2 separate regions of the Mus musculus genome follow, and region 1 is linked to region 2. The links are chromatin contacts, found by Hi-C or POLR2A ChIA-PET in ENCODE. All regions are on one chromosome and are shown on one strand. Each heading gives the region's core, a stretch centred on a gene start or an enhancer-like site at or near the end of the contact. The rest is flanking DNA. Distances are from core to core; before and after follow the strand shown. Region 1 holds the start of Psmb8 (proteasome (prosome, macropain) subunit, beta type 8 (large multifunctional peptidase 7)). Region 2 holds the start of Brd2 (bromodomain containing 2).

The links. Hi-C counts contacts between places; a loop is a spot of excess contacts on that map. ChIA-PET counts read pairs that join two places held with the same protein, here RNA polymerase II (POLR2A).
Region 1: POLR2A ChIA-PET joins it to region 2 with 16 read pairs in Patski. The contact joins the promoter of Psmb8 here to the promoter of Brd2 in region 2. A Hi-C loop is called at or near these places in 1 of 37 maps with a recorded cell type or tissue (T-helper 17 cell). POLR2A ChIA-PET finds 5 or more read pairs at or near these places in 4 of 5 experiments (Patski and embryonic stem cell).

Annotation. Positions count from the first base shown.
Region 1 is chr17:34,193,906-34,200,028 of GRCm38, reverse strand. It overlaps Psmb8 (proteasome (prosome, macropain) subunit, beta type 8 (large multifunctional peptidase 7)), which reads right to left and starts at 1,834. Exons shown (of 6, transcript NM_010724.2): 1 at 1,484-1,834; 2 at 649-796; 3 at 347-458. The coding sequence starts at 1,630. It overlaps Tap1 (transporter 1, ATP-binding cassette, sub-family B (MDR/TAP)), which reads right to left. Exons shown (of 11, transcript NM_013683.2): 9 at 5,986-6,123; 10 at 5,049-5,185; 11 at 2,804-3,461. The coding sequence ends at 3,255.
Region 2 is chr17:34,120,106-34,126,831 of GRCm38, reverse strand. Brd2 (bromodomain containing 2) reads left to right here and starts at 4,225. Exons shown (of 13, transcript NM_001204973.1): 1 at 4,225-4,670. H2-DMa (histocompatibility 2, class II, locus DMa) reads right to left here and starts at 4,000. Exons shown (of 6, transcript NM_010386.4): 1 at 3,898-4,000.

The DNA.
Region 1 (6,123 bases), core at 585-3,084, 76 kb before region 2:
TGTTTGGAAGGTATGGACTTGTGGGACGGGACATAAGAGTAAAGGAGAGTTTGGGAATTTAAAATCTCTGATCCGCATTTTAAAAGCCTAGTAAATGATACCACCCTGCAGGTTAAGTGACTGCCAGATTATCTGGTTTATAAGCAGGGACCCAGGCTAGGATTTGGGAGATTTTTAATCACATGAAGGAGATATATATATATATATATATATATATATATATATATATATATATATATATCCCTTATGGTTGCTAAAATGGATCACCCGATGGGGGTGTAAGTGACCTGGGACATGGTGGGGACGGGGGAGGGGCTGAACAAATGAGATGATAAAACCGGCCTACCTGCACTCCTTGGCCAACAGCCTCTCCCAGTACTGGCAGTCGGCTGCACAACCAGACATGGTGCCAAGCAGGTAAGGGTTAATCTCGATCACTTTGTTCATCCTTAAGGAGCCTGGAAGAGTTTTGAGATCAAAGAAATGAGCCCACAGCTCCCCACCCACCCCTCACCCCCCATCCCACCCCCACCCTCAGTGTGCTATAATGCCAGCTCTGTCTGAACTTCGGCCCAGGCCTTCTGCTCTACTGAGGGAACAGCTCCACGAGTCGGACCATTGGAGCACACATGGAGCACACATACTCACTAATGTAACTCCCTGCAGTGGCCCTGGAGTCCACAGCCACGATGACGCCATGCTGGAACTTGAAGGCGAGTGTGGTTGTGCCGTGGGCCATCTCAATTTGAACATTCCTTTCCTGGTCACCACCAAAGGACCTCAGGAATGCGGTGGGCTAAGAGATGCAAGAGGCAGAGGGGCACCTCAGTGCTAGGAGGCTCCTGGCAGGGTGGCAGAGTGAGGAGGGGTCTGCAGACTCTAGATGTCAGTAGCTCCGAAGAAAGAAAAGCAGGATTTAAGCCCACCAGCTTTCTGCTTTCCAGCACGTGGGAACAAAGGTCATGGTAGGCGACTTCAAGGTGTTTCCTAATCCGTGGCTCCTTTGGTTCTCGAAAGCACATTTTAATAACTTGCTCTCATTTTACAGTAGAGGGGCTTGAGACCTAGGCCATCTAATGTGTCGTAGGACACACAGGGTGGGTTGCTGAGACCAAGTAAGGCCACCAAAGTTCATAGGTCTTCCAAGACAACTGTACAGCCCCTGTAGTAGTTAGCAGTGAGTCTGTGGAAGGCATGGTGGTCTGTGCACTGTGTCTTGGGATTGGCACCAACCATCTTCTCAGTCTCGCTGTCTCAACTCCGTGCGTGACTCTCTCTCCTTCTGTCCCTCCCCCACCCCTTTCTCCCGCCTTCCCATGCCTTAATCTCCACGTTGGTTCTTCAGGGCTAGCCTCGATGCTGCTCTCCTGGACGGCCCCTCCTGGCGTCCTCACCTCCTCAGACCCAGGCAGACACTCCTTCCTCTGTGCCACCCACCACCACCCACCTCCTGCATCTCTCCAGAACGCCCTACAGTCCTCACCTGCATTCCCCGGGGAAGTGCGAGCTCCGGAGCTTGCGCGGAGAAACTGTAGTGTCCCGGGTCCGAGCGACCCCCGCTTCCCGCATCCAGGGCAGCCCACTCGGGCCGCTGCCCCCGAGCGGCACCGCACAGATCCAGTAACGCCATGACCACTTGGCCCCGAAGATCCGTCGACTCTGCGACAAGGAAGTGAAAGCGAAAGCCACAGTACCAAGGGGAGGGAACCAGTCCCCCACCCCCATCCCCTGCCCTTTCCGAGTAGAGCCCAGTTAATGGGTGTCTGAACTAAAACAATGTGTTGGGGACGAGTTTTCCTGCTGCCACATCAGTGAAACCAGCTAGAGAATGGGCTGTGGGGTGGAAGAAGAGGTGCGCCTTCGGAGGCCGCCTAGCAGTGGGGTGCGTGAAGACCCACAGGCGGGGGACGGGGGGGGGCATCTTCTGGGAACAGCGGAGGACTGAATAGGGTCCTATCTCCTAAAGAGGTTGTCTAGAACGTTGGAACCTGAGAGGAGTATTGAGCAGATCCACCTAGGCGTGCGTCCTGGGGATGGGGGCAGCACTCAAATAAATGAGCATCATTTTATAGAAACTGGAAAATGCGATAAATGGATGCACAGGGGTCTTTAGGTCCTGGGACAACCAGGAAAAAACGGAGAAAGACGAACCAAGGAGAGGACTCAGTCGGGCCTTTTCATGTGTCCCTCCTAGGGCCCCTCTTGGTTCAACAGTCTCACTACCCTGAGCCACCCACGAGGACGCGCCCTTGCCCGGGGCTGCTCACGTCGCGCAAGTCAGGGCTGCGCGCTCCTTCCTTGAATCCTCAACCCCACCTCTTCTTTGCAACCTTTATGGACATTATCTGCCCAGGAACTGCTGACGTCACACACCGGGCCCTCCCTGAATGGAAGAGATTTACTGGCTAATCCTATCCATTTCATTGAGATTATCCCGGCGTGTGCCGCTGAGGAGAAGATGAAAGAATCTGAACGGGCGGGCGAGGTTATCCAGTCTGATTTTCTGGGGTCCCCACCCGCGGCGCTACCGCGCTTCCTCCAGCCTCAGCGAGGAAGAGAAGGACTCCAAGATGCAGTTGCTGCTGCCTTGGGGTGCGGAGAGGGAGGGGCTGCCGCCCGGTCCAGCTCAGCACTAGGAGTCCGTGGGTGAGCAGTAAAGAGAAATGAGAGCCCCAGGAAATAAAAGCTGATGGACCCAGAAGTAAAACAGAATTCTGAAGAAGAACGGGACACTGTCCTGGGGGGGGGGGGGGGGCTGACTAACTCAGCTAGGACTTTGCGGGAGCTAAGAAACGGGAGAAGCCACAGTACAAAACACCAGTTTTATTACAAATATCAAACACCCATAGAACACCCAAATGCCAGCCTATGCCTTTGGTTAATTGCAAGCTGCTTGTCCTTTCTCTCTGTACACTTTGGGCGTTTCTTCTCATTCTATCACAACGCCACATAAACCAGGTTTGTGTGTGCATGCTGTGATACAAGCTCAGCACCGGGAGGGTGGAGACCGGAGATTTAGCAGCTCAGTGTTGGTGTGAGGTACCTGAAACCCCGTCTAATAGGGAGCGGGTCGGGGAAACACATTCGTGGTAAATTCCGGGTATCTCCTAGAGTTTACATTTTCTCATGTAACAAGCACCTCCGCTCCTCAACTGTCTCCGTGGGTGTGGTAATATCTTTGCTCCCAGGTTCTCTGTCACACAGAGTAGAGGACAGGAGGGGGACAGCACGCAGTGTGCAGTCCAGAGGCCTTGTCAGTCTGCAGGAGCCGCAAGAGCCTCTACCATGGCCCGGTAGCACCCTCCTCTCTTCATGAGCTGCAGGTGGGTGCCCTGCTCGCCGACAGAGCCTTCTCTGAGAAAGAGGATGTGGTGGGCCTGCTCTGCCAGGCTGAGCTGCTGGGTGATAAGAAGAACCGTCCGAGAAGCCCGCTTGGGGCTCTCATACAGGAGCCGCTGGACCTGGAGAAACACACAGACATTACAGTTCAGGGGACCCCTGTGCTTCCAGGGCTGGGACACATTGTCGATATCCCTGGTCTGCAGCACCCCTCCAAACCTATGACTTGTTAAGATGTCCTCACAAGAGGGGGGTACAGAGAGAGAGAGAGCGGAAGCATGATGGGGGAGGGGACTGAACAGTCTCTCATCTCTACCCATAAGCTGGGAAATTTGAAAAGGAAATTATTCTTCTCCCATATATTACATCCCGACTGCTGTTCCCCCCTCCTCTCCTCCCAGTCCCTCCTACTCAACCCCCTACCTCTCCTCGATTGCCCTTCAGAAAAAAGCAGGCCTCCCAAGGACACCAACTGTCTTGGGAGATGGCATACTAAGTGAAGTAAGACTAGGGTCTCCTCGTCCAGCCTTAATATGTGGAAATTTTTTTACGTTCCAAAAAACATATATTAATTTATGCTTTGAGAATTTCATATATGAATATAATGAAATATAACCATACCACCTCCCGTTTCCCTCCTCTTCCCCCCCCCACCCACCCCACATGTCACCTTTCCTATGTCATACAAATTTTTAATAACCCACTAATAAGCTGAGAAAACATTTTGTAATTTGTTTTTATTTTATGTTCATTGACGTTTTGCTTGTGTGCAGGTGTCAGAAACCCTGGAGCTGGAGCTGCAGATGGTTGTGAGCTGCCATGTGGGTGCTGAGAATTGAACCCAGGTCCTCTGGAAGAGCAGCTAATGCTCTTAAAACTAATGCTATTAACTGCTGAGCCACCCCTCAGCCCCTAAAATGAGAATTTTTTATAGTCAATCTAAAGAAATGTAATGCAGGGGCTGGAGAGTCAGCTCAGCAGTTAAGAGCACTGGCTGCTCTTCCAGCAGACCAGGGCTTGACTTCCAGTACCCACATAGTGGTTCACAACCATCCATAACGCCAGTTCCAGGGGATCCACACCTTCTTCTGACTTTCAGAGACACTGGGCACATACATACATTCAGGCTAAACACTCATACACATAAAATAAATTAATCTTAATTTAAAAAAAAAAAGAGTAAGAGTAACAAAGAGCACGAGTGTTTGGATGATTTGTGTCTGGACCCAGGCTCCACTGCTCAAAAGCTGTGTGACTTTTAGAAGGTTAATCAACCTCTCCTAGCCTCTATTTTGTCATCTACAGAATAAGCACAGCAAAAGACTCTGATGGACAAATTAGTACAAAGGGTGGGATAGAACGTCTACGACACAAAGCAAGCTTAGCCCATACAGATTGTTAGGACAGTAGCCCTGCTCACTGGTTCCCGTGTCCGGGAGAAAAGCTAATGGGACCAAGAGTTCCAAGGACAGGTTTGAACAGTTCTGTTGTTGGTATAACTAACACAGGAGGAGTGGCAGAAGCAAAGCTCCCATGGGAATGAGACTTCAGGGAGATGACACAGCAGGGTGACCCAGCCCTCCAGAGGTAGCAGCAGGAAGACTACCAAGGGTCTGAGACCAGCATTGTCTTCAAAGTGAGGTCCAGGCCAGCCAAGATCACATAGCAAGATGGCTCAAAAAGACAAAGGGTGAGAGCCAGAACCTTACCCGTAGCTGGTTGCCAGCATCCAGGGCACTGGTGGCATCATCCAAGATAAGCAGGAGTGGCTTCCGGATCAAGGCTCGGGCCAAGGCCACTGCCTGTCGCTGACCTCCTGACAGCTGGTTCCCAGTCTCACCTACCTCTGCAGAGACAAGAGTCCAGCTGAGATGTAGATAGTTGTGTACACATACACAGCACACATACACACTCATATACATACACAGCCACACACACATATATATACTCACATACATACACACATACATACACAGGCACACATATATATATTCACATACATACATACACACATACATACACACTCACATAACACAGACACATACATACACACATACATACACAGGCACACACATACGTACTCACATAGGCATATACACACACATAAACATACATTCACATAGGCACACATACCTACTCACACACTTACACACATATACACAGACACAGACACACAGACTCACTCAAATACACACACATACACACTCACATACACAGACACATACACACTCACACATACACACATACACAGACACACATACATACACACTCACACAAACACATATAGACATACAGACTCACATACACACATACACATGCATACATGTATACACTCTCATACACATACACACTCACATAAATACACACATACATTCCCTCAGGGTATGATACACACTCACATACACGGGCACACATACACACTCTCATACACACTCACATACACACACATACACACTCTCTCTCACACACACACACAAGGGCATGGGCGCAGCTGACAGGGGCAGTGGAAATGGAGGCCCTATGAAGGCAGATGGAGTCTGAGGATGTGAATCTTAGAGTTTCAACTACAAATTGACATCCAAGGGACAAGAGGGATTGAATAATAAAGGCAGGATTGTTGGAATCTGGATGGGAGAGTGCAGATACCTGTGTCATAGCCCTGAGGGAACCCAGAGATGAAATCGTGGGCTCCAGACTCCACGGCCACAGCTGTGATTTCCTCCATGGTTGGAGTCCGGTTCAGGCCATACGCAATATTTTCTCGAAAGCTTCTTCCAAATAGCA
Region 2 (6,726 bases), core at 2,976-5,475:
GAAGGAAATCCTGTTCCCCGAGGAGTAAAAATGCTACCTGTTAAGTCGACTTCAGCAGAATACAGTAAAACGAGAGACGTTTCTGGCATGGAAACCAACCAATTCTGGAGGCCAATCTGGTGGTACATGCCAGAAATCTCAGCACTGGAGAAGTGGAGACAGGAAGGTCATGAGTTCAAGGCCAGTCTGGGCTAATAGACACTACCTCAAAATAGATCAGAATAGGATGGAGAGAATGGGAAAGAGAGAAGGGAGAGAGGAGCTAACCCTGGTTAATGTAATATATAAGGTGTTACAGGCTCAGCTTGTGGGACTCGAGAGTGACCACATGGGCCTTGAGCTGTCACTCCTAGGCCACAAAGGCCTCCAGCCTGTGTTAAATTTCTCACTCTTTCAGAGAGAAGATTCGACTGGTTCTTCTTGAATTAGGTATGCGCCCATTAGGCCCGACTGTGGCCAAGCACAGTATCACCTCTTAGTATTGCCAAAGAACAGAGAATCGCCGGGTGGTGGTGGCACACGCCTTTAATTCAGCACTTGGGAGGCAGAGGCAGGAGGATTTCTGAGTTCGAGGCCAGCCTGGTCTACAGAGTGAGTTCCAGGACAGCCAGGGCTATACAGAGAAACCCTGTCTCGAAAAAACCAAAAGAAACAAACAGAATCATCACTAACCCCTCAACACGGCCATCTTCAACATAGCCAACTGCATGAGGTCACTCTAGGCACGCAGGATAGGATAAATCTGTGTGTTAGCCGGGGGTTATCCCAACAGCACCACAACATTAGGGGTCTACAGAGGTCTACTCACCAACACTAATTAAGCATTTCACAGGCAGATCAGCTCAGAAACCTTCCAGTTCCTTCCAATGACAATAATCTGGGGCTCAGGAATGACACCGTTGGCGACTCAGTCACCTAAGTCGTCAGTGTGGGAGTTATCCCAACAGATTAAACAGTCCTAGCAACTGACCTGTAATCTCCTGAGTTTGCTCCCCACTCTAAGTGAGAGTGCTCCATATACCCCCTTTTTTGTTAAGATTATTTTAAATTATGTAGGTTATGTGTGCAAGTGAAAATGGATCCCTGTGGCCAGAGATCTACAGCTTCCCTCTAGGTTGGCCTTGAACTCCTAATCTCCTACTTCCACCTCCCAAGTGCTGTATTTAAAAGCAGGTTCCACAGCCCGGCGGTGGTGGCGCACGCCTTTAATCCCAGCACTCGGGAAGCAGAGGCAGGCGGATGGATTTCTGAGTTCGAAGCCAGCATGGTCTACAAAGTGAGTTCCAGGATAGCCAGGGCTATACAGAGAAACCCTGTCTTGAAAAACCAAAAAAAGAAAAAAAAAAAAAAAAAAAAAAAAAAAGCAGGTGCCACCACACCTAAGCTTAATCCTTGACTCAAAGCTCAACACAATTTTTCCTTCTTAAAAAGCTTATCTACCTTACTATGGCCATCACCTTAAGGATAACTCTTAAGTGTCCCTCCCCTAGCCTTCAATTCTTTGGTCCCAATCCAGACCTAGAACTCTGTAGAGCTGTGTACTCTGATAACACACCAGTCAGAAGTAGATTATGGGTTCAAATCCTAGCTCTGCTACTTAGCAACAGTCTGATCTTGGACAAGTGATTCAACATCTTTCAGTTTCCTGTGAAAACTAGAGTCAGAGTCCCAGATCAACCATATCAACATAGTGAGACCCTGCTCCTCTCCCTCTCTCTCACACACAAACCACACACAACACAAAATAGTCACACCCTCAGGATGAAGTCTCATAATAAGGAGAAACAGGCAATCACAGTTCACTATAAAAGGTACGATCATAAGTGGATTCAAATAAGTCAGCTTACTTTAAGTGTTGAGAGTAAACTGTTCGCAGCTGTTGGTTTAAAATGAAGGAAAGGCAGCTCCTTGTAGAAGGAACTATGTGTAAAGCACTGAGAAAAAATCCAAGATGACACTGACACGTGACCCGTTTGGGAAACTGCTCTGTGAGTCGGCTAGGGGGCTGGAGAGGAACTGGCTAACTGGAGACTGGCAACAGGAAGCAGACCTTTCCGACAAGCCTGGGATTAACAGATAACACAGAGCAGGGCAGTGGTGGTGCATGCCTTTAATCCCAGCACTTGGGAGGCAGAGGCAGGAGGATTTCTGAGTTCAAGGCCAGCCTGGTCTACAAGTGAGTTTCGGGACAGCCAGGGCTACACAGAGAAACCCTGTCTCAAAAAAACAAAAACAAACAAAACACAGGAGCTGAGTTCTAGCATAGGTCAAGAGGGAAAGCCCATGCCGGGCGTGGTGGCGCACGCCTTTAATCCCAGCACTCGGGAGGCAGAGGCAGGCGGATTTCTGAGTTCGAGGCCAGCCTGGTCTACAAAGTGAGTTCCAGGACAGCCAGGGCTATACAGAGAAACCCTGTCTCGAAAAACCAAAAAAAAAAAAAAAAAAAAAAAAAAAGAGGGAAAGCCCAGGGAGCCACAATTTAATACGCAATTTCAGGGCCGTGGACAAAACCCAGAGCACGTGGAATTATGGCTTCATGTCCTAGCCACTAGCCATGCCTGGCCACTGAGAACTTGAAAATATGGCTGGTGCCACTATGAAACAAATCTAAACAGCATGTAATACTGATTTAAATTCAAGTTGCTACTGCACAGTACAAATAACAAGTCCAGGTGATGCAGCAGACACAGGCACGATTGCCTGGTTCTTGAGGACACAGCAGTGTGCATTGATAGATGAAGAAGGGAATGGTAAGTTCAGGTGAATATAAAGTTGTAAGGAGAGGTGAGGACATCGTGCATGGACAGAATAACACAGCAGCAGATCAGATGCGCCGGACAGCCCACATCAATTCTGAGCATGCTCCAGTGTCTGGGGTTATCCAGGCAGGAATTTTTCATAGGAAGTTCCACTCAAGAGAACTGTCTAATCTTACGGTGGAGTTGAAAGGCTTGAGTCATTGAAGATGTAGAAGCATTCCAGACAAACAGCAGGAACCAGCTACCCAAATGTACAAAAGGGAGACTGGGGGTTGGGAACATGACATGCATGGGCAATGTCAGGGAGAAATCAGAAGTGGACTCTGGGGTGGGCAGCTGGGAGGTCCTGCTAAGTAGGGTGGTGAGGTCACACTCTGGGGCTGCATGAAGTGGGAAATAAGAGAACTGGGAGGAGACAAGCAGGGAGAGTCTTGTAAGTCCAAGTCCTGCTGTGCAAGGAAGTTGAGAAAGCCACGGAGTACTTAGAGACAGGGTAGGTACTGAATAGGGTTTTCTTTTTGGCTACTTAGAGACAGGGTAGGTACTGAATAGGGTTTTCTTTTTGGCTAAGAGAGCAAAATGGACAGGAAGTTACTTAGGTTAACAGAGAAAGGTGACCAAGTCAAAAGCAATTTCCTTCAACTGAGAAGCCCCGATAAAATAAGAGACATGCCCTGTTCTACACACGGAAAATACAGGTGGGCTGCTGGTGCAGAGTGTAAATCCAGACCATACCTTCAAAGACAAAAGACAACAGAGATAAGCGCGAGCTTCGCACTTTAAGTCAACTGCATTGTTTTTAAGTTGTCACCCTAAACTTTAGTAGGATGAATTCAAGACTGAGAAACAAACTAGTAAGGCAGGTCACAGAAACAGAAACAGAGTATAGACAATGTCAGGAAAGAATCATGATCAAAACGAGCAGAAATGACGAAGTAGAACTCTATGTTAATAAATGGTCTACCTGTACACGATCAGAGAAAGAAACACGGGTGGTATACTTCGAAGGCAGGATTCGGGTATTTTCAAGTCTCATAGAGGAAAAAAAAAAGAAACAGTTTAAGAAATTCGAGGAACCCCACAACTCCTCCCGATTAAAACGTCAAATCGAGCGTGCAACATCCAAGCGGACCCCCACCGTTCCAGGGAGGCTCGCCCTGCAGTCCCGCTGCTGCAGCCAGGACCCGCGTGCCTCCTGGGACCACAGCATGGGGCCCCGCGGATTCTGGCCAGAAAGTGCCAGGCAACGCCTCAGACCGGAGCCGGAAGAACCTATTCCCCCCGCCGCGGTGGGGAGGGGGGGGAGGCCACCGGGGCGCAGGCCCGCGCGCTCCCGCCACACCCATCGCTCAACGAGGTGGCCCCGAGGCTCGGGGCGCACTGAGCCTGCGCACCGCGGCTCTCCCCGCGACCCGTGCCTCCCCTCCCCCCAGACCAGGCACACCCTTGCGCATGCGCTATGTGTTTCGTGGGGCTGCGGCAGCCATGCTGAACTCGTACCGAGAGGCGAGTGGGGGGGACGGGGGCGACCACAGGCGCAAGGGAGGCCGGGGACCTGGCGAGGCAACAGCCTTAGCGAGGTCTGGGGTCTCGGGACACAGGTCTGGGCCTTGCAGTCCCTGTGACCCCGTTCACGACCCTCCGCAGTGTTCGGAAACCTCGCCCTCGTGGCCGTAGGGGGGGCGGACACGTGACCCGCCCCAGCCAGTCGGAGCGCTGCTGACGTGGCCGCGCGGCCCCGATGCTTTTCCCCCCACCCCCAGCGGCTAGGGAAGGGAGGGGCTGGGGGCTACGCCCCCTCCCCCAACGCCTTCTCGGCTTCCGGGGGGGTTGACACCCCGGATTCCTTGCTCCCCCCCCAGCCGGGCTGAGGGCGACTTTCGAGGGCCCCCCCGTGGCTCCTGGATCCAGGTGAGCAGGGGCCCCTGGGGCGGGGACGCCATCGGTCATTTAAATGCATAAGTAAAGGTGGGGAGTGGGAAGAATTCTTGGGGTTCAGGAGAAAAATCCCAAGGGGGAAAGACTTGTCTTTCAAACACCTGACAGCCAATGGGAGTGTGGACTGGGGCCAGCGCAAGAGGGCCACTGTGTGGGGGAGGGGAATGGCCAACCTCGTGCCTACATACCCATCGGAGGGCAAAGGGGCGAGGGTGGCTTGTGCCCCATGCACCCGTCACCGGGGGGGGGGGGGGGGACAGGAATCGGGAGCCAGGTGAGATGGGATGTTTTGGGCGGGCGAGGGGAGGGCGACCCCGTAGGCTGAGTGTGAGTGTTGGTCGTGGGATGCGAGAGCTTAGGAGTTGGCAGCTCTGGAGGTGAACTGGTGTGGTTCCCTGGCGCCGACTCCCTGCCTCCCCAGGGACTCCCTAAGCTCCCTTTGTGTCAAGGGTAGCAGGCTCGCCATCGTCACATGGCGTGATGGAGGCTCGGTCGAGTTTGTGTGCTTTTCACGAGGACGCGGCCTGTGGGGCCTGCTGTTCCCAGCTGCGCATCCCCTCCGGGCTCTTAGCTGTTTGTCTCTGCCCCAGGGTGGGGAGGGCTCACCGGCCCAGAGCCTGGGGGCCGCCTGCGAGCGCAGTCCTGGCCTGAGGTGGGTGCTGGGAGGGGAGAGCCAGCGTGGTCCGAGCCTCCCAGTCTCCGAGGTCTAGGGTTTCTCCGGGTGGCATGCTCTACTGCCGCCCTCCTCCCCTCCCCCTGCCTGGAACAGTTGCCTCCTTGTGTGCTGCGGGGGAGGGAACGGAAAGGAGGAAAGAGTTACTTTTCCAAATTACTAAGTAGCAGCAGCCTCCCCTGTGACTCATGTGGGGGCAGGGAGGGCTGGGAATGACTGGGGCGCAGTGATTTTCCGGAATGCAGGGAAACGGGAGCGTCGTCTGGCTACCCTTTCTCTCTAAGGCCCAGCAGTTTCCCCGCTCCCCGAGTTCTCTCCCCACCCCCACCCCACCCCCGTCGGGCTTCGGCCCGGACCCGCCAGGCCCAGGTGCGGAAAATCCAGTTTGGAGGCCGGGCCGCCAGGGGGAGGGGAGAGGCCTCTAAAGTTGCTGTGTCATTGCCCTGCTCGCCGCAGCCACCCGGGCGGGGCCGCGCGCACTCGGGCGACCCGGGCCTGGTTCCCGGCGGGGAGTGCAGGGTCTCTGCTTCCAAGGCGCACTTACCCCTTGCGGGGTCTGCGCTTATCTTGCGGTCCAGAAGACGGGAGCTTGGCCGCCATGTTAAGTGCAGTGACCGAGGTTCGAGGTCGAGGGCTCATGTGGAGGGAGGGTCGCCTGGTTGCAGTTCTAGGACCTAGGCCAGTTGGGGCTATAATTGGGGAATGGTGAGCCCGCCTTACAGCCCCTCACCAACGTTAATTTACTTGCCCAGACGTGCACACCTGTCTTCCCAGCCAGGGAAAGGGGAGTTTGGGAGCGAGAGGTGTGTTCTGGGGGGATAGACGCTTTTACTTTCGCGCGAGGGGCTACCCCAGAGTTGCTTTTGCCATCTGACCTTGAGAACTGGCTGGTGGTTCCTACTTAAGTCTTGTTTCGAGTCCCAAGACAGCGTAGGGGAGGGGGAGGGGGCGAGACAGCTCCCAAAATGGCTCCTGCCCCTCCTCGGAGGCGTCCGGCTGCGGGGGGGAGGGGAGGGAGGAGGGCTGCAGAGCAGCGCCGCCGCCGCCTCCTCGGCTCGCCCTCCTCCCTGGCGCTGACCGATGGAAGAGGCGCTCCGTGGGGAGGACTCCCAGCCCGATGGGGGCGGGGGGCGTCAGCTCGCCCACGCTGGGGCGAGATGGGGCCAAGGAGCCGTGCGCTGCGCCCGCTCTCCTCACCCTGACGCCGGGAAAGTTTGCCGAGATCGGCTTTTAGGGCATGTGGACGCCTTGTGCGTTCCTAAGGCGGGTAAGTGCGCGAGAATCTGCAAATGCGGGCGGGCGGGCAGGGTATGAGCCCCCGGGGCTGGCTAGACAGTAAACACTCGGGGTGGCCTC